Regions from separate parts of the Mus musculus genome. Here all the other regions are linked to region 1. The links are chromatin loops, found by intact Hi-C in ENCODE. Cell type or tissue: heart. All regions are shown on one strand.

The links. Peaks named below come from ENCODE experiments on the same cell type or tissue, not always from the same donor. Only the 100,000 strongest peaks of a DNase experiment are listed, where the experiment ranks them.
Region 2: a loop joins it to region 1, with 7 times the contacts of the local background. A loop is called at or near these places in 26 of 42 quality-filtered maps.
Region 3: a loop joins it to region 1, with 5 times the contacts of the local background. A loop is called at or near these places in 30 of 42 quality-filtered maps.

Annotation. Positions count from the first base shown.
Region 1 is chr16:30,248,144-30,256,143 of GRCm38, forward strand. Gm33330 (a long non-coding RNA gene) reads right to left here and starts at 5,081. Exons shown (of 2, transcript XR_876005.1): 1 at 4,683-5,081; 2 at 1,424-1,807. In heart, no CTCF peak of the experiment used is centred here; a DNase peak (open chromatin) is centred at 4,118; H3K4me3 peaks cover 572 bases; H3K27me3 peaks cover 2,407 bases.
Region 2 is chr16:30,309,820-30,317,819 of GRCm38, forward strand. Gp5 (glycoprotein 5 (platelet)) reads right to left here and starts at 962. Exons shown (of 2, transcript NM_008148.4): 1 at 936-962; 2 at 1-37. The coding sequence starts at 35. It overlaps Atp13a3 (ATPase type 13A3), which reads right to left. Exons shown (of 34, transcript NM_001128096.1): 34 at 2,604-6,082. The coding sequence ends at 5,885. In heart, a CTCF peak has its summit at 4,625 (motif pointing left); no DNase peak of the experiment used is centred here; H3K4me3 peaks cover 166 bases; H3K27me3 peaks cover 2,583 bases.
Region 3 is chr16:30,516,911-30,524,910 of GRCm38, forward strand. Tmem44 (transmembrane protein 44) reads right to left here. Exons shown (of 11, transcript NM_001384248.1): 10 at 1,390-1,422. It overlaps Gm52252 (a long non-coding RNA gene), which reads left to right and starts at 3,219. Exons shown (of 3, transcript XR_003951936.1): 1 at 3,219-3,278. In heart, CTCF peaks have their summits at 3,821 (motif pointing left) and 4,497 (motif pointing left); DNase peaks (open chromatin) are centred at 1,121, 3,511 and 3,781; H3K4me3 peaks cover 387 bases.

The sequences.
Region 1 (8,000 bases):
GTGTACTTACATATAATAAATCTTTAAAAAAAAAAAAAAGATTGCAGCTTAGGTGCTTAGAGCATTTTGACGACAGAGGAACATTCTTCATCTCTGAGTTAGAAAGCTCCCCTTCAGTGAGTGGAAGGGTGGGATACTGGGATTTTCTTTGCTGGAGTTCTTACGTTTCTGGTTGAAAAAACCAGCCACATCTATGGGTGAAAATGGGGTATCCAATGGCATGTGCATGCCCTTGGGCCTTTTGTTTGCCACTTACTAGGACACGCTGATTTTGTAGACCCAATTTTTAAGACGCCTGGAGACCTCATGAGTTTCTTGGTTTCACAGATGTCAAAACAATGTCACACACCAGGACATGGTGATTTCAGAGCAAAAAAATTAAATTATTCCAACGACCAATACCAGTCCCTCCTTTTAGCTTCTGAGTCTAACTCAGAAGTGCTAATCCCTGGAAAAGACCCCGTTTCCTGTTGTAGGTGGGAGGAGGCATGTGGCATCCTGGCTTCTGTTTCTTCCCTCCCCACTGAGATACTCGTGGCTGACTAGAACAACTGAGGGAAGACAGAATAATCACGGCCAAGGATTTCCAACAGTCAGGGTCACATTCATCATGGCAGAGAAGGCAGAACAGGGGTTTGATCTGTGGCAGCTGCTTGTTCACACGGTGGCAGGCTGGGGGACAGGAAAAACCAAAACCACAGCCAAAAGCCACCAAAAAAAAACAACCAAAAAAAACCAACCAAAAGCAGGTATAACTTTCAAAGGTTCAATCCTGAAGACCTGCTTCCACCCCACCCTCTAAAGGCCAGCCTGCCTCCTCTTTTCCCTCCTCTTCCTCCTCCTCCTTTTCCCCATCCTCCTCTTTTGCTTTTATGTTTGTGTGTTTGTTTGTTGAGACAGAATTTCTATATGTAGCCCTGACTGTCCTAGAACCCCCTCTGCAGACCAGGCTGGCCTTGAACTCAGAGATCTGCCTACCTCTGCTTCCTAAGTGCTGGGATTATAGGTGTGCACCACCGCCTGGCTAAGCCTCACTTTTCCTAAAGGCTCCTCAACATTCAAAATAGCACTGCAAGCTGGAGACCAAGCATCAAGACACAGATGTGTCAGGGACAGATTTAAGCCATAGCAAAAAAAAAAAAAAAAAAAAAAAAGTGCACTGCTTCTTGTGGGTAGGTGGGTGGAGGGTCTTTGGGCTGAGGAGATTGGCTCCTTCCTGTACAACCATTTGAACCTCAAAGTGCAGGGAGCAAGCGTCTGCATGCCATAGCTGATGTACATACCTGGTGATGCCCAAATAATGGTGCGCTCCAACAATAGGTTCAAGAATATATGCCAGCAAGCATGCTCACTGTCACCTGTATCAGAGTCCTGGGAGAGGAGGAATGAAGAATGACCAGCCAGTCAAGCTGACTCCCAAGGGTTCACTGTGCAGTAGCATATGGGAGATTTATTGTGGGAAGTTTTACACAGGGGAGAGGGAGAGGCTGCTGCAAAGACCTCCCTGGGACAGAAAGTAAATGGAGACCCCCTGATGCACAATTGGAACTATACAGAGTAGCTGTGTGCTCCTGCTGGAGAGAGACCAGAAGTCCAGGCAAGAGGTGGCACATTCCACCAGAGCTTGGATTCCATGCCGATGTCACAGTCGTGAAGGTCCCAAGGTCTTCGAGCAACAGGTGATAAGAGAGCTGGGGGTTGAGTTCATGGTTGCAGTGCAAAGCTAGCTCAGTCACTGGTGTGTTTGGAAGGCTGCAGCAAGTCAAGTGGATGGCCATGGGAGAGGTAGTTCCTGCCTGGAGAGAGGCTGGAGGTTGGGCAGTCGTTAGCATGATCTGGAGGTTGATTGCGTCCAGTGACCCTCTTGGTACTCTTGAGGATGACAGCTCAGGGTAGCTATTAGTAAGCAAGGCTGGGGCCAGAACCACCGTGAGTTCTGACACAAAGGATGTCAGTGGTATGCTGACATCTGCATCCACCCAGAAGCCTTTGGAGCCTCCCAGACAAGAAGGCAGAGCTGAGAGCCTGGATGGATGTCGCAGGCCCCTTAGTGAGTCCCAGGGGAAATTCTCAAGTTCTGCAGGAGCAGGAAGGACTCCACTCATAAGCAGAGGCTTTAAGTCACCTCTAGGCAGGAACCCAAGAGTACCCCAAAAGCCCTCTAAGAGTCAAGATTCTCTAAGGCGGAGCTGAGCTCCGGTTATGAGAGTTGCCAGGGGACAGAGCTGTTCCCACTGCTCTCAGAGAGTGGCCCAGGAGTGTCTCAGCAGTATGCTTGATGGCTCCAAAGAAGGCACAGGATGGAGAGTCCCAGAGAGACTGCCTCCATTGGGGAGGGGTGGGGAAGGAAGCAGACATTGGTCCTGTTGCTCAGTTCAACCAGGTACAGGGCATGGCTTAGAATCCTAGGGCATGCTGAACTCTCCTGGTGGAGGTGTTTTCCATTTAGGAAAAGCTCTAAAAGGGCTTTCCTTCCTTCCTTCCTTCCTGCCTTCCTTCCTTCCTTCCTTCCTTCCTTCCTTCCTTCCTTCCTTCCTCCCCTCCCCTCCCTCCTTCCTTCCTTCCTTCCTCCCATCCCTCCCTCCCTCCCATCCCTCCCTCCCTCCCTTCCTCCCTCCCTTCCTTCCTCCCCTCCCTCCCTCCTTCCTTCCTTCCTCCCCTCCCTCCTTCCTTCCTTCCTCCCCTCCCTCCCTCCCTCCCTCCTTCCCTCCCTTCCTCCTTCCCTCCCTCCCTCCCTCTCTCCCTCCCTCCCTCTCTCCCTTCCTTCCTGTCTGTCTTTTACTGGTATTTGAAATGTTCTTTTGTGTGCGGATGTACATATGCCATGGCATGAGAGTAGCTGTCAGGGGACAAGCTTCTGGAGTCGACCTTGTTTCTGCCACTGTGCAGGTTCTGACTAGATCTCTATCTGCCTCCCACTTTGCTGTAGGAGTCCTGGGATTACCCGTTGCTCATCACCATCAGGCTTTTTACACAGGATCAAACTTAGATGCTGCTTCCTGCCGAATGTCACTCTCAGCCAAGTGCACACGCCAGGTGGAACTCTAGCCCCTTGGGCAAGACAGAAACATCTGTACTAGTCAAGTTCTCTTACTCACAGAGTCATTGGACAGAAGCCCCTGGCTCATTCTGTCACTCTGAAGCCAGCAAGCTAGTCAGAACCTTCAGCAGCCACCACAAAAAGCAAAGCAAAGGCTCTAGAGAGCGCGGCACACCGGGCCTCCAGGTGAGTGAAGCTCTTGTTTCAAAGCAAATGTTGCCCCAGCTGTCTCACAGCCCTGAAGAAGCATTTCCCTCCAGGGATGCCCCACCCAGGCAGTGTCTACCATGAAGGCTGGCCCAATAATGGTTCTGACATCTCCTGATATTGCAGGTCTGAGAGCCAAGCCTCTAGCTTAGTGTTTCTCAACCTTCGGTCAGGACCCCTTTGTTGGGGCTGGGAGGGGGGCGTCGAATGATGCTTTCACAAGGGTCACCTTAAAACCATCCTTCAAATCAGATAATTACATTATGATGCATAACAGTAGCAAAATTACAATTATGAAGTAGCAATGAAATAATTTTATGGTTGGGGGTCACCACAACATGAGAGGGCTGTATTAAAGGGCCGCAGCATTAGGAAGGCTGAGAGTTACGGCACTAGCACGTGGGCTATAAAGGGCTTGAAGACAGGTGTGCCTGTTTCCAATATGTAAAGAGAGATGTAAAAGAAACGGCTATTTATACTCAAATTAAGATTCTAAAATACAGGCTATATATATTGCCAAGAGGAGATTGTTTTACAAAATGATGAACGACCAATATAATTCTAAACAGACAAAAGCCCGCTTCTTCCAACACACCCTGGCGGTCCTGGAACCCTGAAGTAGACTTCCATGCACCCAGACTCCAGTAGTAGATGTAGGCAGTAATGACTGTTGACAGGGTCGACAGCATAGCGGTGTCTAGCGGCACCTTTCGGCGTCGTGAGAGGACACAACAAGCTACCTTTGTGCCAGACCAGCCTCACTGACACCAGGCGGAAAACCAATTACCAACTCCGTTCCTGGACGCGTGGGCAGATAGGACCTGGCACTGCGGCTGTGCTGCCAGGAGGAGGCGTCACGGCCACCGCGGAAAGTCGTTCTACCAATTGGCCACAAGGGGGAGTGCCGAGACCAAGATCCTAACATCTGCAGGGTCACGGCCAGATGTGTGCTCGGAAGCAAACTGAAACCTCGGAAATAATTCACGGTGGGATTGCATAGTGCTAGGTTGTCTACTCTTTCACAGCACCGTCCAGCTCTCCAACATCTTCTATTAGCACCGGAAATTTTAGAAAAGTGCTTTTCCCTTATGCCCAAGAATGCAACCTCAAAAAAGAATCAGCAGTTTGCACGTTGTCAGGAGACAAGCCAACCAGAGCAGGTAAAACAAAGCCATGGCCCAGTGAGTAGCCAGCATTTGTCCAATCGTATCCCCACCCATACCCGCTTCCTTAGAAGTACAGCCGTGTCGTATCACACGGGGAACACATTCTTATAATGGTAGGAGGTTCTGTCAGGGTTTCCATTGCCCTGACGCCAACTCAGGAGTACAGGTCAGCCACTCTATGTGGTCTCGTGCAATCAACAGGCAACATGAGATGTACTTGGATACCAAAGTCTAAAGCAAGGGGCTGCACAGTAAACATTTTGTTTTACCTTTTTTTAGGGTCTCAGGGACACCATCCAGGGCCTCTCACATACTAGACAGGCAGTCTGCATCTCGGTAAAGGTTTCCCATACACGAAGGAATGCACTCTGAATAACGATAAACAGGCATAACAGTGTATGGGTCATCCATTGTAGGTATAGCATGCCATCCATAATTGCATGCGCTATACTTTTATGACGACAGAGTTGCTTTACAGTAGATTCCCCAGAAAACAGTGAATAAGATCCTCTGATTTTTGAACAGTTACCATGTTGCTAGAAGGTAAGAAGTTTTCAGATCTGTTACTGCTATCTTATGAGACCGTCTATGTACGTGGCCCATTGCTGACCAAAACATCATTTTAAAGGGCTGAATAATAACTATAATAATACAACAATCACTCTTTGGAAACCTACCTTACACCACTGTCTTGGTGTGCTGTGAAGTATTGAACTATTGGTAAGGAGGCACAGAGCTCAGCAGTCTGCCCAGAGTTCCATGGCTCGCAGGTGACAGGAGGTCACCAACCTGCAGTGTCAAAAGACTCCTGTAACAGAAAATCCTGTATGCCAACAGGAGGCACACTACAAGGACAAGGTGGGTTGGGGTATAAGACATGCTTTTCTATACAGTTTGTGTCTTGATTCAATCAAAGATCCGTATACTGTGTTATACTGGGTAGGTCCCATGAAGCCAACATTCACAACAGCCCTGGCTTGGGATGCAAACGTCACCATTGGGCACAAATCTGGGCGGCGCCTATGCAAACTGAACTTTGTTCTCTACCCTGGCTGTGGGTTAGAACCATGAGGAATAAATACTTTGTTGTTTATTTTAGAGGGTGACATCCTTGCCACCTCCCAATGTAACTTTAGTATTTTTAGTTAGAATCTCAGAAGATGAAGCCCAGACACCATAACTTGGTTTATACTGAACTTTGTTTTTTGCTTTTTGGGTTTTTTTTTTTTTTTTTTTTTTTTGGTTTTGTTTGTTTGTTTTTGTTTTTTTCTTCTTTGCGATAGATTCTCTCTATTTTGCCCAAATGAGACTTCAATTCCTGGGGCCAAGTGATCCTCCTGCCTCAGCCCCCTGAATAGTCAGGACTGCTGGTGTACGTCATTATGCTCAGCTAATCTTTGGGGCTTGTTTATATTTTGGTGCTGGAAGCTCAACAGTGCTAGCACACTCGGGAGCCGCAGCGCCGGTCTCTGATACTCGTTTTGATTGTTTTTAAAGTCTAGATGATCCTGGGGTTCCTCCAGCGTCTGTGTTGCTTAGATGAAGAAATAGACCCAGCAAGGGGTCATGAGTTAATAAATGTCAGAAGTTCTGAAAGCAGGGGACAGATGCCCTGATTTCTACTACAGAATCACAAAAACAAACATAAAACCCCAAAACCCAAAACCACTCGATTCTTGGTGGTTGTCACCGTGGCTCAGTGGTTAAGAGCATGTGTTGATCTTCCAAAAGACTTAGGTTCTGTTCCTAGGACCCATTTCAGGTGACTCACGGTGGCCTGTAACTCCAGCTCCAGGAGGTATGACGATCTGACTCTTTTTCTGGACACATATGCACATACTCCTATATGAATATACATACACATACACAATTCAAACTAACATAAATATTAAAAAAAAATAAAAACCCTCAGCTGTTGGATCAGGCTGGGCCACCCCACAAGGAGACATGACAGGAGACCCCTGGGTATCAGACCACACACAGAGAGCCACCTGCTTACACAGCTTACCTTGATGTAAGCTGGCTGTTACCACCAGTGTTCAGTGCTCTTTCCCCAGAGTCATTTGACTCAACACCATATTACGTCCTAATGTAATCCGGAGTTATGCTTTTAACATTTTTAATTGTGTGTGTGTGTGTGTGTGTTCAACCATGCACATGTGTAAATACAGATATGTGTATGCATACACATGCTATGGTATGTTTGTGAAGGTCAGTGGACAACTTTTGGAAACAGTTCTCTCCTTCTACCATATGATCTGGGGATCAAATTCAGGCTGTGAGTTATACACAGAAAATACTTTTATGTTCTGAGCCACCTGTCCTAGCAGTCCTGGAGTTATGCCTTTGAGAAGTCGTAATTGAGAGAACTGTTAGCTGCTTTTCTCCTTTCTTTCTGAGGTGAACAAATGACTTCTTGGGTCTCGCCTGGAACTCAGGCGCGACCTTGGATATTCCTTGGATAGACAGTTCTAAAGATGCTCTAATGTGCTCTGTGCTGTTATGTCCCCAGATGCTGTCCACTCTTAGAAAAAGTGGGCTGGCAGTTTGTCTTCTCTGAAAACTGAGACTACAGGAAGTTAGGATGCTGTGTGGAGGCTGTAGCCGCACTTCCCAGGTGACCCCTCTGGCTGGGGCCCTCAGATGAGGGCTGCTCCCGGAAGAGCACCTGCAGTTGGCTCACCTGCCGAGGTGCCCCAGCAGCCAGGCCTGTCGGCCCAGGTGGCTTCCTCTGCAGCTGGTGTGGCTGTGGGCTCTGCAGTGGGGTCACGCCATCACTGGGGGCTTCAGCGGAAGTGGTAATGCTGAGTCTGCAAAGCCAGGCATCGATAGCCTCAGGGAACCCAGCTGCAGGACCAGCCATTTTTTGGACCTTGCTCTTTAGAAATCAAACAGTTTCTGGGCTGTGCCCAGAACCAGAGCGATGGCAAGCTCTGAGAGGGCTTCAGCGAGGTGCTGCAGCAGTGCGGGGCTGCAAATGGTTTAATCTAGTCAAGAAATTCAAGCTGAAGAAATGTAAAATTGGTTCTGTATAATTGATAGTACAAGTGTGGACCTTTATTTCTAACAGCTCCACGGTTTCAGAATGGCCACGAAAGAGATCTAACTATAAATGTTTAATGAGGCTTATAGTGTTGGTTACTGGGCAAGGGTTTGGCCTCCTTGAACACTATTGTGATTGTGAGTTTAAAAAAAAAAAAAAAAAAACCTAACAGTAACTTATTCTGAAAAAAAAAAAAGAAAAAAGAAAGAAAGAAAGAAAGAAAATGTGGTCCAAATTAGTCTTAAACCAAATGATTTTTAGAAACGGAGCTGAGTGGATCTGGGAATCTGCTTTTTCTGGCAAATTTGTTGACGACTTCCTATCACTTTCAAATTAATCCATTTGAGCATCTGGGAGTAAAGGAGAATCTTTGCTTTGTGTGATGCAGGCGTCTTGCCCCTCCCTTTGCCTAACCTGTCCCTGCCCTGCTCACAACCTCAGTGTGTTCAGTCACACCGAAGAGAAACCCCTGAGACCAGGCCCTTCCTGGGTACCTCCCACCACGCCTATCCACTTAGCCCCTCCCTAAACCCTTCTTTTACTG
Region 2 (8,000 bases), 62 kb after region 1:
GCGAGCACCGCGGACAGCAGGGCGCTTCTTAGCATGTCTGAAATGCAAGAGCAAAAACAAGGCTCAGAGCATATCCTGGAGCCCTGCACGCACTGCTGCAAGCACAGTTTTTGGGCCAGCACTCTCACGGCCTTGGAACGCTCAGATACAACCAAGTCTTCCTCTATCTTACAAAGGCTGATTAAAAAAAAATTACTTTTCTATTCAGCATATGTGGGTATTGGAGAGTAGATCAGTCTTACAGGTTCCCATTTTTATCCAGTCAGCCATCTCCCCGGTTCTGTTTAGAGCATTGACATTTGGGCATTTTCAAGCTACAGAATACCTTAAAATCGTTACAGAACGAATTAAAATTGCTACGGTCTTTTTCAGAGAATAGAAAGCAACGCCTCCTGGGACTGGCTGTGTCACTGACTTTAACAAGTTAAGCAGGGAGCTTTATCCCCAACAGTCAGCAAGAGAACCGCAGCAAGGCCCACTTCCACTAGATTCAATTTCTTACATATTTTCAAAGTACCAACACCCCACAACTCATTACACCGTTTTGTAACTCCCGGCCCGGAGCCCAGTGGTGCAGGTGATAATGCCCATTGCTTTATGCCATGCTTTTCTGAACTTTGCACTGTTACAGTAACACGAGTGCAGTAGGCTGGTCGCTCCAGTGTACATGAGGTTAATTTAAGTGTCACATAAGTAGCATTTGAAGATGTTTTTCTGACTCACACATTTAAATAATGAGCTACTGTTTGCTTATACACCAAGCTGCTTAATAAAACTACTCTGGGCATTGAGTTACCCAGGAAGCACACAGTAATACTAGTTTACTCTGTTTCCCAAGTAAAAATTTGTACTGTTTCTTGTACCAGGTCTCCTTCTGCCCCTATACAGACTGAGCCTCTAACTGCATACACTAATTTAAGAATATTTGGCCTTACCTGAAGCAGTTCTGCACCCTGGACTGACTGAAAGGCTTGCAGCTCTGCTTGTGACTTGGCACTTCAGAGAGGAAGAGGGAAGTATTCTTGCATCCTCAAGATAAAGACCTTACCAGATAAAAAGTCAAGAAAAAGACTATCTCCATAGGGCATATTCTAGGTTTTAATGACAAGAGCTTTCAAACTTTCAGAGTCCATAGTTAAAAGTCCTTTTGTAAAAGCTAGAGAGTAGAGGGCCTAAGTTTTCCCAGAAATAGCAGGCTGTCATTACATGGGCCACACTTTTGGTTTTTTTCCATGCTACATTGCACTAACTCATTCCTGTGCAGGAGTATGTGGGTGCATGTGGCAGTGCCTCACTTGTGGGTGTCAGAAAACTTTAGGCAATTGGTTCTCACCTTCCTCCACGTAGGTTCCCAAGGACTCACACCATGTCTTGGGAGGTATCTTTACCTGATGAGCCATCTCTTTTGCTCAACATTTTATTTCTTAAATAAGGCCAATGAATTCTCAAATGCCCGCCCCCAATGGTTGGTCTAGCCATTGTCAAACATGTTCAGTAATAGCATTGCTCAAGGGTTCGTGTTCAGTTTAACTTAATGTCAAACTGCCTACCACCGTGGTTGTATTGCCACAGTGCCACACTGTGTGTAAGAACTCCTGGTCTTCACGTCTCTGACCTGGACTTCAATCCTGGTCATTCAGATTGTTTCCATGATGCCTATTCCTTAGGCTTAGGCTCAGCCCAAAGAGCAAAATGGCATACCAATCTACCAACCTATGGTCTCAATATGCTTTATAACGTTGCATTTCTGTATAATGACAAACTTGATGTCTTTCTTTACAGTGAAGGGCCACCTGTTCTTCAGCTTCTGAGAAACTCGAGTTCCCCTTTTATGTCTATTTTTCTCTCAACAACTTGGCTATGTATATGTAGCTCATGCTAGCTTCAAATTTACAATCTTCTGGCCTTAGTGTCCTAGAGTTTGGGAATCACAAAGAATGCATCACAATGTCCAGCTGTGCTCATTTTTCCTATATGTAACTATAACATAGACATTCTTTATAAGTGCTATTATCTATTGGTTGTCAAGTCACAGATTATCAAGTAGATCCCTCCAAGGGGGAATACCCACCAATTCCTTTAAATGCTCTCACGCTGTTTCCCTTAGCATTCAGATCCAGGGGTACAGATCTCTTTGTATGTACCTAAGAGGCAGAGTTACGTTAAATATGCTTCTATCACTATTTTCCACTTTTCACCCACTTTAAGAACAAGATCCAGAGCCTGGGGAGATAGCTAGATAAGCAAAATGCTTGCCTTGTAAGCATGAAGACTCATTCAATCCCTGGAACTTCACAAGGGGAGCTAAGCACAGTAGGCAGAGGGATCCCTGGACCTTACTTCAAAAAGTCTGGCTGGCTCTGGTTTTCACCAAGCAGCAACCCCAGAGTCCCCAACTGCCATTCTGCTTGCAGTGTGCACCAGCCAGCCAGCTCTTCCCCCAACCAGTCCATCAAACTAAATAGCCAAGCTGCCTTCCTCTCAACCAGCCTCCCAGGCAAAAACAACGAAACCCCATCTACAGTGAAACTGTTTCTGAGAGAGCTAGCTGTAGCCACATAATCAAACAAGTGTGTAAGGATCCAGGAAAAAATATTGACATATTTAATTCATTAAAATTTTTTATTTTGAATAGCTTTAATCAAAAAGGATTTCATATGGTATTTACAATGCTGAATGTACAATTATGAATATCTACCTTTTTGACAAAAGGGTACCATTCTTGAGCAGCAATACAATTTTAAAAATATAAAGATGTGTCATTTCTGATATATAAAGTTACTTAAAAAAAATCCACGGTCTCAGGGAATTCACAAATTATAACAGGAAGTAACTTTTATTAATTTCATGTGCACATAATTACCAAATTGTAATACATTAAAAATACATGTAAATGCCCAGACTGTACAAAAGTTAATTCCCTATTTTGTTAAAAGTTCCCAGTAGCCTCCCACCATAAATATACAAAACCCTTTTAATTGATACAACAAAACTGCATGCATGAGATATTAGATGTTCTCTAAAGCTTGAAGTTGATCTTCACTGGATATGAATTTTTGCTGCTTTTGGAAAAAAATATATATGAAAGAAACACATTATTTACCATGCCTTTGAAACTGTGCAGTACTTTCATCAACATGGGAAACAAAATGAAGTATAAAAACAAGAAGAGGTTTGCTTAAATGGAAAGCGTTTGAATCTCAGGCTTGTTGGCGCCACACTCGCCCAAGCACTGTCTGCAGCATTCCCTTACAGCAGTTGGTGCTACAAGATAGAAACCGGTTACCATTATTTATTTATATGTAAGGGAGGAAAACAAACAACTTTAAACAACCCTGAGGGAGACCCACATTAAAAAATCTTATTTATTTAAAAAGTTAAAAAGCTACATATCATTATTTAACAATTACTTTACCAGACATTTCTGTCCTTTAAGTATGTGCATAAATAAAATTTAAATCAGCAATATTATCAATCTTAATACATCAAAATAATATATGTACAGATTTTAAAATTTAGGTCTGTATATATTCAAATAATTTAATGTAAAATTCAGAACCAAAATTACTATGTAATGATGACTTACAGAAGACTCAGTCTACCTATGGCACTAAGCAGGACCCATGTCTGCATTCACAGACATTCTTCGAACAATATTCTCAACTGGAATAACCTATCTTATCTATGTTCAAATCTAACTTCGTACAAATGCTTTCTCTCACCTACATAAAACCTTGTTCCTTTGCAAACAATATGGACAGATGAGATATAAACCCTTATCAACTCTAAATGTTAAAATGAACTGTCAAAATAGCCTTTATGATCATGCTCTTAAAGATGTTAAGTACAACTGATATTGGGTTTCTAAGCTGTAGTTAGCAATTAATCATGTTTCAGTATTTAAACCAAAGAATAAGAGTTAACAATTCAGAAAATGATTGAATAACATTAACATTATTTGAAATGAACATAGAAAGTATAAAACAATAGATAATAAGTAACCATAGAAAATAGTGCTAATTCACAGCTCAAGAGGTCTAAGATGCATAGCTTCATAGAATCATTCACGGGACAATTGTTCTTATTATCTAACATGTAATAATATACATTTTGTTGGAAAAAGTCAATTATGTATTTCCTAGGAATCACTAGTGGCAACAGCAGTAATAGTGATCCTGAGACACATTTACTTTTTCTACAATTACCAAACATCATTCGGGTATTTCCAACATAAAAAATAAATAAATAGGGGGGGGGGGAGGTTTCAAAAATCTGGTTAACATTTGGTAAACTTTTAAGTATGTACTAGGGAACTAATGATCAACCAGAGTGGAAAGCATACACTTGTAGTTAGCTAATAAAGAACACAGAATAATGTTACACTGTTTCGCTAATTCAGGGTTCATTTTATAGCAATGCTAAACTGAAGGCACTGCCAAACTGCCAGGTCCTACCTAGGAAAGCATTGTGAAAGTTCCTTGAGAACTGAACAGAATCAGATAAAACACAAATGTGTAAATGCTTTCTTCATTCCTTTTGGCTAAATAAATGTATATATTTTCTTAATTTTCTCAAGCTCACTTGTTACAAAATAGGTATGTGATGATCTCTGGTGCCACCTAATGGCACAAGACAAGCTCTACAAGTTCATATTGCTTTGTAAAAGTAATTCAAATTCCATGTTCATTATTCTTTTAAGCCCCATTATTCAAAGGAGAGACATAGCAAGGTTAAGGTCAAACTCAAAACAAAAACAGCATCATTCCATTCCTTTAGGTAGGAGGAAGGGATGGAGAGAGGGAAGGAGGGAGAGTAGGAGTGGGAGGGAGAATATGAAATATTTAAAATCATATAAGTCCCAAAAGAAAAAAAACAAATAGGTTTGAAGAGGTATGAATGGGATCTACTGCCAAGAGACATAACCCCGATCCTTCTCTGCTTGTGTATTCTGAGACAGGCTTTTACTATCTATTCCAGGACTAAACAATTCTCCTGCCTCAGCCTCCTGTGCAGGACTAGGGGCCTTTACTTATCATGCCTGGCTGCTCAGAAATAAACCTTTTTTTGGGGGTGGCGGGGGGGGGGGGGGTTCAAGACAGGGTTTCTCTGTATAGCCCAGGCTGTCCTGGAATTTAGAAATCCGCCTGCCCCTGCCTCCCTCCCGAATGCTGGGATTAAAGGCGTGCACCACCACCACACCCGGCTGAAATAAACCTTTCTAGTGAGAGTTCTTTGCTTAACTAGACTGCAGTATGGGAGCCATGGAATACTATGAAGGATATCTCAGACAGCAAGCAGTGGAGCGCCTTACTGTCTAGAAAGTGACACCCAGGCAGGAGATACAGAGAATATAAAACCAGAAATGGAAATTACCTGAGTTGCTCTATCAACAACACACAAACTCACTCCTAACTCCAGGTCATAAAAGAAAACTGGTGTATGTTTAACGTAGAGTTCTTTGGGAGAAAACACTGGATCAAAACAGGCTTTCAACCTATTTTCACTGGAGGCTAATCACAATTAACTATATTTTTAATAATCACAATTTTGGGGCCTATATGTAAAAGAACTTTCTAATAAGGGGATTTATGAAAAGTAAATTTAAAGAGGCAAACGTGTCAAAAGCTAAAATCTATAAAACCCAAACACAGATCTCTCATACCCAATATAAAGTATATATCATATTTAGGTTACTGGATGAAGAAATAGCCAGATTTATAGTTAATAATCGTACAGCAAATGACATTTTACTGCTTTGTATTTTAATGAACTGCCATATTATGAGAGGGATATAAACTGAACTAGTGCCATTCTGACACAGCGTCAGAAAAGCTCAACAGTGCATGCTGCTGAGCACTGCTACTAGCACAGAGAGCAGCCTTTGTTATGCTATGGTGATAATCTGACATGATCCATTCTCCTTTACTACAGCTTTGGCTTCCGTCGTTGTCTGAGGTTTAGGCGGCCACTCAGGATCAAAGCGGAGCTCCTGTGCTAAGTACATGTACTTTGCTTTTGGAGTTTTCTTTCTACAGCTCAGGGCCCAGGACAAACAGCATTTTCCCCACCGATCCACTGACTCCTAGGAAAGGAAAAACACCAGAGTAAGGGCTTTTTTGGTTAAAGCATGCATTGTGCACAGAACAATATGAAATAACTTCTAAATACAACAAATAACTAGGAAAAACTTCATGCAAAAAAGCCAGCTTTCAATTTAGGAACAGATTACTTTTAAAGAGGATTTTTTTCCCCCAGCTCCTTTAGTTTTGTGCATGTGTCTTGTGTACTGATATACTCTCTAACAGAAAATACTGAGAAGATATTTTTAGTATTTAATTTGGAAATCCTCCTACTCTATCTCAAATTACTCTTAGATTACCCATACCCACCGGTCACTTTAATAAGAGGGCAGTGAAAGATGTCATTGTTACTGCGAATATCACTTTCAAAACACAAAGCATGAAGCAAACACCTTAAGGTGAAGATCAGGATCTCACTGTCACATTTGGGGAGGGTGGGTGGGGAGGATCACATCTTTGAAAACCACAGCTTTGGCCAGGAATGGTGCTCCATACTTCACCTCTGAAAACAGCTCATAAATTATTTTGGCTATTACTTCTCCCAAGTAAAATTTTGACCCAGCCCATACTACACTCTAACCTGGATAGGAGCAATTGTACAAAATGAAGGTACAGCATACCAGATGAGCATTCTAATTATGAACATCCAAAGTACCTACGGCTAAGGAAGGCAAATGTGTTACAACGTATACTTGAAACACAATTCTTAATTGGCCAACAGGAGCCTGGCATGTGTAGCATCTGCAATCCTAGCACTGGGGAGTCCAAGGCAGGACATTGTGAAGTTCACCACCAGACTGAGCTAAACAGCAAGCATTGGGCCAATTTAAGCTACAAAGTGAAAGTTCTGCCTCATACAGCTGATCCATCGATCAATTAAGGCAAAGAGTAGGCAATAGAAAGGACCAAAAGTACTTCAAAATGAAAGCTCTGAAAACTAAATCCCCCAAGGACCTTCTCTCATTTCAGTAAGACAGCCATCAGTAACTCTGCCCCTCTTCTTCAGTTTGTAGATAGAACACTGCACTGCATTGCTCCCAAGGATTTAAAGGCAAAATGGTAGTCACAGATAAGCTGAATTACAATCTTGGGGAAACTAGAAGATTTAAAGATTATTCTCCAAGTAACCTCTATTATCATCACAATGAAGGCTTTTAGATATGCACGATGGAATGTGCCTGTAATAACTAATACTCAGGAGAGGCAAGAAGAGCTTCACAAGTTTGAGGCTAGCCTAGTTTACAAAGTGAGTTCAAAGTCAGCAGTGTTATACAGTGAGATCCTACATTAAAAAAAAAAAAAAAAAGAAAGGAAATCGAAGTAGGGGTGGGGGTGGACTTGGGGGAGTGCAGCTGTGCTATTATTCTTTTTAAAAAAGAATCCACAGCAAAGCTAGCAGTTTCCTTCCGAGTGTGCTTGCACCACAACAATCAGTTACTGCATTGTACTCCTTTCCTGTGCTTCAAGTCTTCAGTCCAATTGTGGAAAAGATCATTGTTCCTAAATATGAAAGCTGTCACTTTCATTTACAGTAGCACTGCTAAAGCGTCAGAGAAACACATCATGCTTGTCTGTGCAGATGAATCTTTTGAGTGGAGATGATATACAACAGGCAGAAAACCAAAAGTAATGGGATAAGACATAGACACACACATTCCCCCTCTAAATTCACTGTTCTATACCCCCTGGAAGCTAAGGCAAGCAATATAATTAAAGCTAATCACAAATGGCATTATAACTGCACAGCATTCTTCCAACATTTGTGGGTATGTGTGTACTTTTCACATCTGTTTAAAACAATGTATATTCATTATACGTTAAGTCACAAGTAACACCTGAGATCCCCCTACTCCACCATAGTTAGAAACATGTTTGTTCTTTATCTCCATACAAAAAGATACACTATATATAGGTTGGTGA
Region 3 (8,000 bases), 270 kb after region 1:
GGGATTTGAACTCTGGACCTTCAGAAGAGCAGTCGGCGCTCTTAACCACTGAGCCATCTCGCCAGTCCAATCTTTTTTTTTTTTTAAATTCTGTACAATCGTATACACATGTGCGCATGCTCGCACGCGCGCACACACACACACACACACACACACACACACATATACACAGAGAAAGAGAAAGAGAGAGAGAGAGAGCTAAAAAGACCCCTGTATCCCAGTATCCCAGTGACCCTGCAAACCTGGCACTGAGATAACTTGGTTCACGCAGCTCAGCCCTCTGGGGCACCCGTCTGGGGTTCTGCAAACTTTCTGCATAGTTGTGATTGCAGACTCTTTCCATACATCAAAGTTTCTCCATCTTCAGAGCCATGTGCTCGGTGGCAGAAGCAGGGACCTATTCTGCCCTCTGAGGATGGCCAGGACACCTTTTATGAAGAGCACAGACCTGAGTCCAAGGTCAGAGATCTCAGAATGTTCCCTGGATCAACAACGCCGAAAGCACCAAGCCACCAGTCGTCCGGCTGACGTTAGGGTCTCTGCAGACACTGACGGTGGAGTGAGACACGCAGCGTGTCATCTTAACAAGCTATTACAGAACTTCTGAGATGCTCTGATGTTTGAAAGCCACTGTTCCAACTCCTCAAACTAAGTTATTAGTTCACCTGCCCACGAACAGAAACAGCCTGCCTGACACTTTGATGTGGACTAAATCTTAGAAAGGCAACTGAAGTCTCTGACTTCGGAATCTGTAGGATAACATGCTGAGATGCTCTGAGCGATTAGAAAAACACAATTAGAAGTAAGGCATAAATTAATGTGGGTGAGTGATGTATTCTTGTGTCACAAACACTCCTGGGTGATAGAAGACAGGCACAGGTGACTGTCGGGAAATATGCCCATCTGGTATTGCAAGTGAGGACACGGCCAGCTGCCTGAGGACACAGAAAGACAGCAGGGAGCCTGTGGCTGTTTCTCATAACCACTGCCGCAGCCACACCCCACAGACCACTTGTGACCTGTAGCTATTCCACAGACCCTCCCTGACTGTGTCTCTTCACTGGGTTACACACATCTTCTCTGAGCTCCTCCCTGGTTGAGCCAGTCTACCCTGAATACTCCCTGGTTCAGAAAAGACTTTGAAAGAGAGCACCCGGAGTCCCGCCTCCTGATCTTTCTTATCTCTTATTTATTTTTCTTGGCAGTGCTGGGACTAAGCTGCCCCGTAGGCTAACAGCTGTCCTACACTTCTCCAGACTGCGTTCCCTTTTTGATTTTTAAACCAAAAGAATTGCCGTGTGCTCCATCCAAGGAAGTCTAACAAAAATAGAAATTGGAAAAACAAGCCGTGGAAGTCCCTCCCGAAAGACACCAAACGCTTGTCCGTACCTGCTCCGAGTTTAGGGCTTCCCAATACTTCTGCTGTGGGATAAAAAGAGACAGAGAACAAGTTGGACAGATGGCACCCCTGCCACAGAGCAAAGCGCATCAGCTCATAGCTCAGTGAGCCAAGAGTCAGAGCTTTGGTGGCTGGGAGAAAGGACGCAACACTCCAGCAAGCAGGAAGGTGGTCGCTATTAGCAGAGTAGTTAATTTAGTAAGTTAGTTAAATGATCAACAACAACAAACAAAACAAAACAAAACAAAAAACAAACGCCATGATTACTATGCAGGCTTGTGGATTCTGGGGAAAATGATTTACAGAGACATAATAATTACTATGATTAGAAATGACGGGTGCAAGTAGTTCTAATAATAGTAATAATAACAGTAATTCTTCTATTCATTAACTGCACAGCTGAGGTGATCCAATGCAAACTCATAAAACTAAGAAAGAGGTGCGCATAAAATATCCACCTTGAAATATGGGGTTTGCCAGGCAGCTTGGATTCAGTTTCACTCAGTGTTTATTGCATGGTTGGTTCCACTCCAAGCCTCAAGTATGCCTGACTCAGGCCTCTGGCGGGGCAAGCGCAGGCTGCGCCATCCCTCGGGCTCTTCCTTCGGTGCCTGGGAGACATTGTATTTCTGACACAAGAGCTAGAACCTAAGCTGAGAGGGTACTTGTGGATGGGAGACTGACAAGCAGCCGATGGGTTTAAGGTTATTGGCACACGAAAGCAAAGCTTCTACTGTTCAACTCTTTTCATTAATTAATCAGTTAATTAATGTATTAATTGTGACAGGGACTCATGTAGCTGAGGCTGGCCTCAAACTCACCACATAGCTGAGGCTGGCCTCGATCCTCCTCCTTTCACCTCCCAAATGCTGGGGTCACCAGCGTGTGATGACATGCCTGGATTGTTCAGCTCTTTAAGTGTTCATTTTTAAAAATGCTTCGATTATAAGGTTTCCAGTCATACACAAAAGCAAAGAATAATGACCGCTAGCGGGGCAGCCTGCTCCCCAACCTTCTGATTTGGTATTTTAAAGTAAATCACTTGATTGAAAAGACTTTAGAATGTTTCCGTAGATAAGCCCCAATCGTAAATCAGGACTAAACCTAACGCTATCTCCACGTAGCCCCAGCTAACCCCTGAAGAAGCCTTAATCTCCACTTTATTTTGCAGGGAGGGGGAACTTACCATGAAACCCAGGGCCTTACACATGTTAAGTCTGAATTGTAGCTCAGGCTGCCCTTGAAAGCGAGGCAGTACCAAGAGCTGTGCTTTTCCATGTGAGACATCACACCTGGCCCAAATGTTACCAGCTTACTAGAGCTACACCTTGGGCTGTCACTGTTTTTCAACCAATTAATCAATCAATTTTGTGTAACAGGCTCTCGGTACATAGCAGAAGTTGGCATGAAACGTGTCATCCTTCTGCATTAGCCTTCCCAGTGCTGAGGTCATAGGCATGTACCACCCCTTCTTTTTTAAGCTGAAATATATATGTATATATATCATATTATATATAATTATGTGTAAAATATATAAATATATGTGATTATAGATGATTATATTATATAATTTATAGTATATAAACTATACTATGTGAAAGATACACTATAAATATAATATAAATCTTTACACATATATATATGTTATATATATGAATATTATATGTATATAATTGTCGTTCATATTTGTCCCTTCCTATCCTTCTCTGCCTCCTCCATGCTAGCGCTCACCTAAGAGGAGTGGAAGCCTTACTCAGAAGCAGCGATAGCACAGATAGCTGCCACAGGGCAGGGGCTCCCAGGATGAAAGCACTCAGCCATACCCATCTTTTTATGGCATTCTTCTGAGGAAACATGTGGAAAATATTCGTAAGAAGAGGTACAAATTATTTAAACTGATGTGAAGTAGGGGCCAGGAATGTTTCATAACTTTAAATTGTGGTGGAAATAAGAAGAGAAATTAAATTCCAAAGCACTTTGCTTTTCGTTAGAAAATACAGACGTTCATGCGAAATGTTAAGTGGCAAAACGTTAGGTTACAGTTAGGATGCACTTGTTTCTTTAAGGAATGTTTCCGATTGCAGTGTGCTATCCTGGACTGGATCCAGCTGCTGGAAAACTGCTGAGATCCAAACAGAGCCGGGAGTCCAGCTGGTAGAAACGTACTGAGTTCATTTCTTAGCTTTGCTAAATGTAGCACGTTATGTAAGACGCAAATAGAGCAGCTGGGCAAAGGGCAAACGGAAAATCAGGACTAATTTTGAAAAAATTCTGTACATCCAAAATTATTCCTAAACAAAAAGTTTATTTAAAGCCAAGCAAACCAATAAGTATGCGTCTCCCAGCTGGGTTGAAGTGAAACTTTATAAAGTCCTTCCAAGCTGCCGACAAAGAACAGCTTGAGAGTGTGGGAGAGCGCCCTCTGCTGGAAGGAGTCATTAGGGTTTGCTGTTATTAATTTAAGATAAAGAGTCTCTTTTAAGATTAATTTAAGAGTCTCTTTAAGATTAATTTAAGATAAAGAGTCTCTGTCTAGAGGAGACTAAGCCCAGCCTGCGATGCTGGGATTACAAGGATGCACCCCCACACCTGGCTTCAGGTTAGCATTTTAAGCCACTGATAACAACATCCTAAGAGGCTCACTAAATTCAAATCTTTGCAACGGAGCTCTCTCCTCCCAAAAGACTAACAATAAATAAAATGTTTTAGGTCTTTTTCTGTTTTAAGAACAAAACAAACACAAACAAACATGGTTTGTTTGTTATTTTGTTTGTTTGTAAAATTTTCAAAAAACAGTGTCCCAGCTGGCGCTAGGGAGGTGGAGAGCAGGAAGATCTGGTTTTCAAGGTCTACATATTGATTTGAAGCTAGCCTGGGCTACTTAAGATTCTATCCCAAAAATATACACACACCTGGGACTGGAGAGATGGCTCAGCAGTTAAGAGCACTGGCTTCTCTTCTAGAGATCTCACTCAGATTTGAGTCCCAGCATCACATGGTGGCTCACAACCATCTGGAAAGTAACTCCAGTTCCAGGGGATACAGCAACGCCCTCTTCTGGCCTCCTCAGGCACTGCGTGCATGTGGTACACCCGCATGCAGGAAACACTCCTATCCTTGGGAGAGTTTCTGAATAGTTATTGAATAGCCTTCTGAGAACAGTTATTATTGTCATGCTATATGTATAATGGTGACATGTATTTACTACTTACAATGCAATAAGATCAAATTGTGCAAATACTTTTTCTCTTTTGCACTCAATAAACATCTCTCACAGCCTTTATCCTTCGGGACAGAATCTTGATATGTCTGTCATTCAAGCCAGCCTCCGGCTCCCAAGGACTGGACTCCAGGTGTTGCCACCACACCTGGCGCCACTGATTGCTGAGTTGTTCTCAAGATCCTGACTGTGTCACCTCTGTGAACCACGGCACAAAGTTTCCACTCACATGCTCCCTACAGCTTGCTTTCCCGGGCTTCTGAAGTCAAGAAGCAGGCACTAGTTTTTTTTTTTTTAGTGTCTACACAGCATGTGGCGATATTTCTCTTAGTCCTGAGGAAGTGGAGGATGGCTAAGCATTGAGAAAATAAGGTCACATTCTAAGCTTAAGACAGACTGTGAGAACGGGAGCATCAGGACCAAGGACTTCCTCTTCTATGTAGGGAGAAGTGACTGCTCCCAAGACCAGGGAGGTAAGATGGCACTGGACGTGACATGGGTCACATTTTCAGACTGGCCATAGAGAGACAAAATAGGTTCATCTCCCTTAGATCGGATTAAATGGATTTCTCTTTTTGCCTCTTGCAAACCTTAAAAACCTACACCATATTTTCCCACACTTCCATTCTTTCTGTTTCCGTTATTATGTTCATTGCTGGGAACTGAACCCGAGGTCCTAACCAGCCTACAAAAGCACTCTCCTGTTGAGCCACATCAGATCTATGTCTTTTTAAAACTCATACAGTATTCTTGACTATGGTGGTTTAAATGAGAATGGTCTCTATTGGTTTCATATATTTGAATGCTTGATTTCCAGTTGGTGGGCTGTTTGGAAAGGATTAGGAGGTGTGGTCTCATTGGAGGGGGTGTGGTCTCATTAGAGGAGGTGTGACCTCATTTGGAGGGCGTGGCCTCATTGGAGGGGGTGTGGCCTTGTTGGAGGACGCGTGGCACTGGGATTGGGCTTGTGTCTCCCTCTGCCTCGGACTTGTGCTTCAAGATGTGAACTCTCAGCTGCTGCTGCTCCAGCACATGCGAACCTGCCTGCTGCCATGGTCATGGAGCCTCATTACAGCAATAGAAAGGAGACAAAGGATAACCAGTTATACAGCACTTACCCTGGAGCAGCTGGCATTACAGTCCCTCCTCTCCGACTGCCTCCCATTCCCTGTCCTTCCTGGGCTGTGACAGAGGGAAATAGGATCTGCAGCCTGGAGCAGTCCAGAGGACATGACGTGCTCTATGGAAGGGCGAGGCCTGACTGCTCTGGGTGGTCTGACTGGCGGGCTTCTCCAACAGGTCTGGACAGGCCCATTGTGCTGGATCAGAGAACGCAACCTCAGCCCACAGTGGATGGACTTCCTCTGTGAGGCTGACACAGAAACATGCTAAGGTTGGAAGGAAAGGGCAGCCTGGAGGGGTTACTGTGTGTGCAGATCATGTGCAGAATTCTCTGTCTCTAGACTCTAGTCATACTGATACACAAATAGCTTAGAGCAAAGGGAGGGAAGCGGCACACCAGGGACTCGATCACGAAATTTGCAAGCAGTGTTGCCGATCAAGCGCTCCTGGTCAAGGTCAACTTACAGCTTCTGGGGTTTGAGTCACAGGAACAGAAATGTTCTAGAGCGGATGTGTGGGTACATAGTGGTGTGTGTGTGTGTGTGTGTGTGTGTGTGTGAGCATGTCTAGGCTGCCACTGACACAGCAGTTATCAAGGACATTGGTCCTCTTGGCTGGTGACTTGCCCCCTAAGCTCTCCTGAGGGGGGGGAGTCTTTCTAGTTTGGGAAACTGGCTGTCTTAGGATTTTATTGCTGTGAAGAGATACCATGACCACAACAACTTTTTTATGAAGGAAAACAATTAGAGCTTCAGTCTATTGTCATCATGGCGGGAAGCATGGTGGCATGCAGGCAGACGTGCTGCTAGAGAAGGAGTCAAGAGTTCTACATCTGGGTCTGCAGGAAGCAGGAAAAAGAGAGACACTGGGCCTGGCTTGAGCATCTGAAGCATCAAAACTCACCCCACACTTCCTCCAGCAAGGCCACACCTTCTAATGAGCCTATAGCCACTCCCTATGAGTCTACAGAGGTGGGGGTGGGAGTGGCTTTCATTAAAAATCAAACAAACAGAGACCACCACACTGGCTCATAGTAAACAATCTTTACCACCTCTTCTAGCTGTGCACCTTTACAGCTGTGTACAATTATCTCTTCCAGCTGTGCACCTTTACAGCTGTGCACAATTATCTCTTCCAGATGTGCACCTTTACAGCTGTGTACAATTATCTCTTCCAGCTGTGCACCTTTACAGCTGTGTACAATTATCTCTTCCAGCTGTGCACCTTTACATCTGAGGTCTCCATTGTGCTCCACAGCATCTAGACTCCTTCACATTCAACCTTGGCTGGGACTTTTGGCCTTCCCATCATTTCTGATCTTATGTCAGGCCCAGGGCTCTCAAATGGCGCTATAGTGTGTCACCGCCCTTGTACCTTGTATTGAATGGGTGCCACGAATAATGTGTGGATTCACGGTCTATGGAGTGTGCCTTCCCCTGAAAATGCTGAGAGTCTGTCTCCACAGAGACCATGTGAATGTCCTTTCTCTATGGCCATCAGCCATAGCCACTTTTGAAAATTGGCCATCTGCTCCCCTATGCAGTTTTCTTTAGTGCTGCACTGAAGGCAGGCAGATAAGAGTTTCTACACACCCTGGCTAGTTTTAATATCAACTTAACAGAATCTAGAGTCATCTGAGAGGAGGGGACCTCACTTGAGATGTCTCTATAAGATCAGGCTGTAGGCAAGTCTGTAGGGCATTTTCTTATTAGTGATTGATGGGGGAGGGCCCAGCCTATTGGTGGTACCACCCTTGGACTAGTAGTTCTATAAGAAAGCAGGCTGAGAATGCCATGGGGAGCAAGCCAGTAAGCAGCCCTCCTCCATGTCTCTGCATCAGCTCCTGCCTCCAAGTTCCTGCCCTGTTTGAGTTCCTGTCTTGACTTCACCCATTGAATTGTGATTCGGGATATGTAATTCTTTCCTCCCCAAGTTGCTTTTGGTCATGGTGTTTCATCACAGCCGTAGGGAGGTGACTAAGCACTATGGTTTTCCCAGGGGAGTGTCCATGGCAAGTGTGGCCTTGTTGGTCTCATGCCTGCCGCCGTCACTGAGATTCGTGAAGATCCCAGTGTCTCATCCTGAGCTGGACAAGACACGGTGTGATACACATGAGTAGGAAGACTGGGGCAGAAGTCAGTGTTCTCATCTATGCCAGAGCTCAGGCAGAACAACCCTGGCCCTGCCAGTGCTGTTAGGTACCATCTCCTGCAGGCTTCAGAGCTAATGGCACTAGGTTCAAATCTTGGCTTAGCCTCC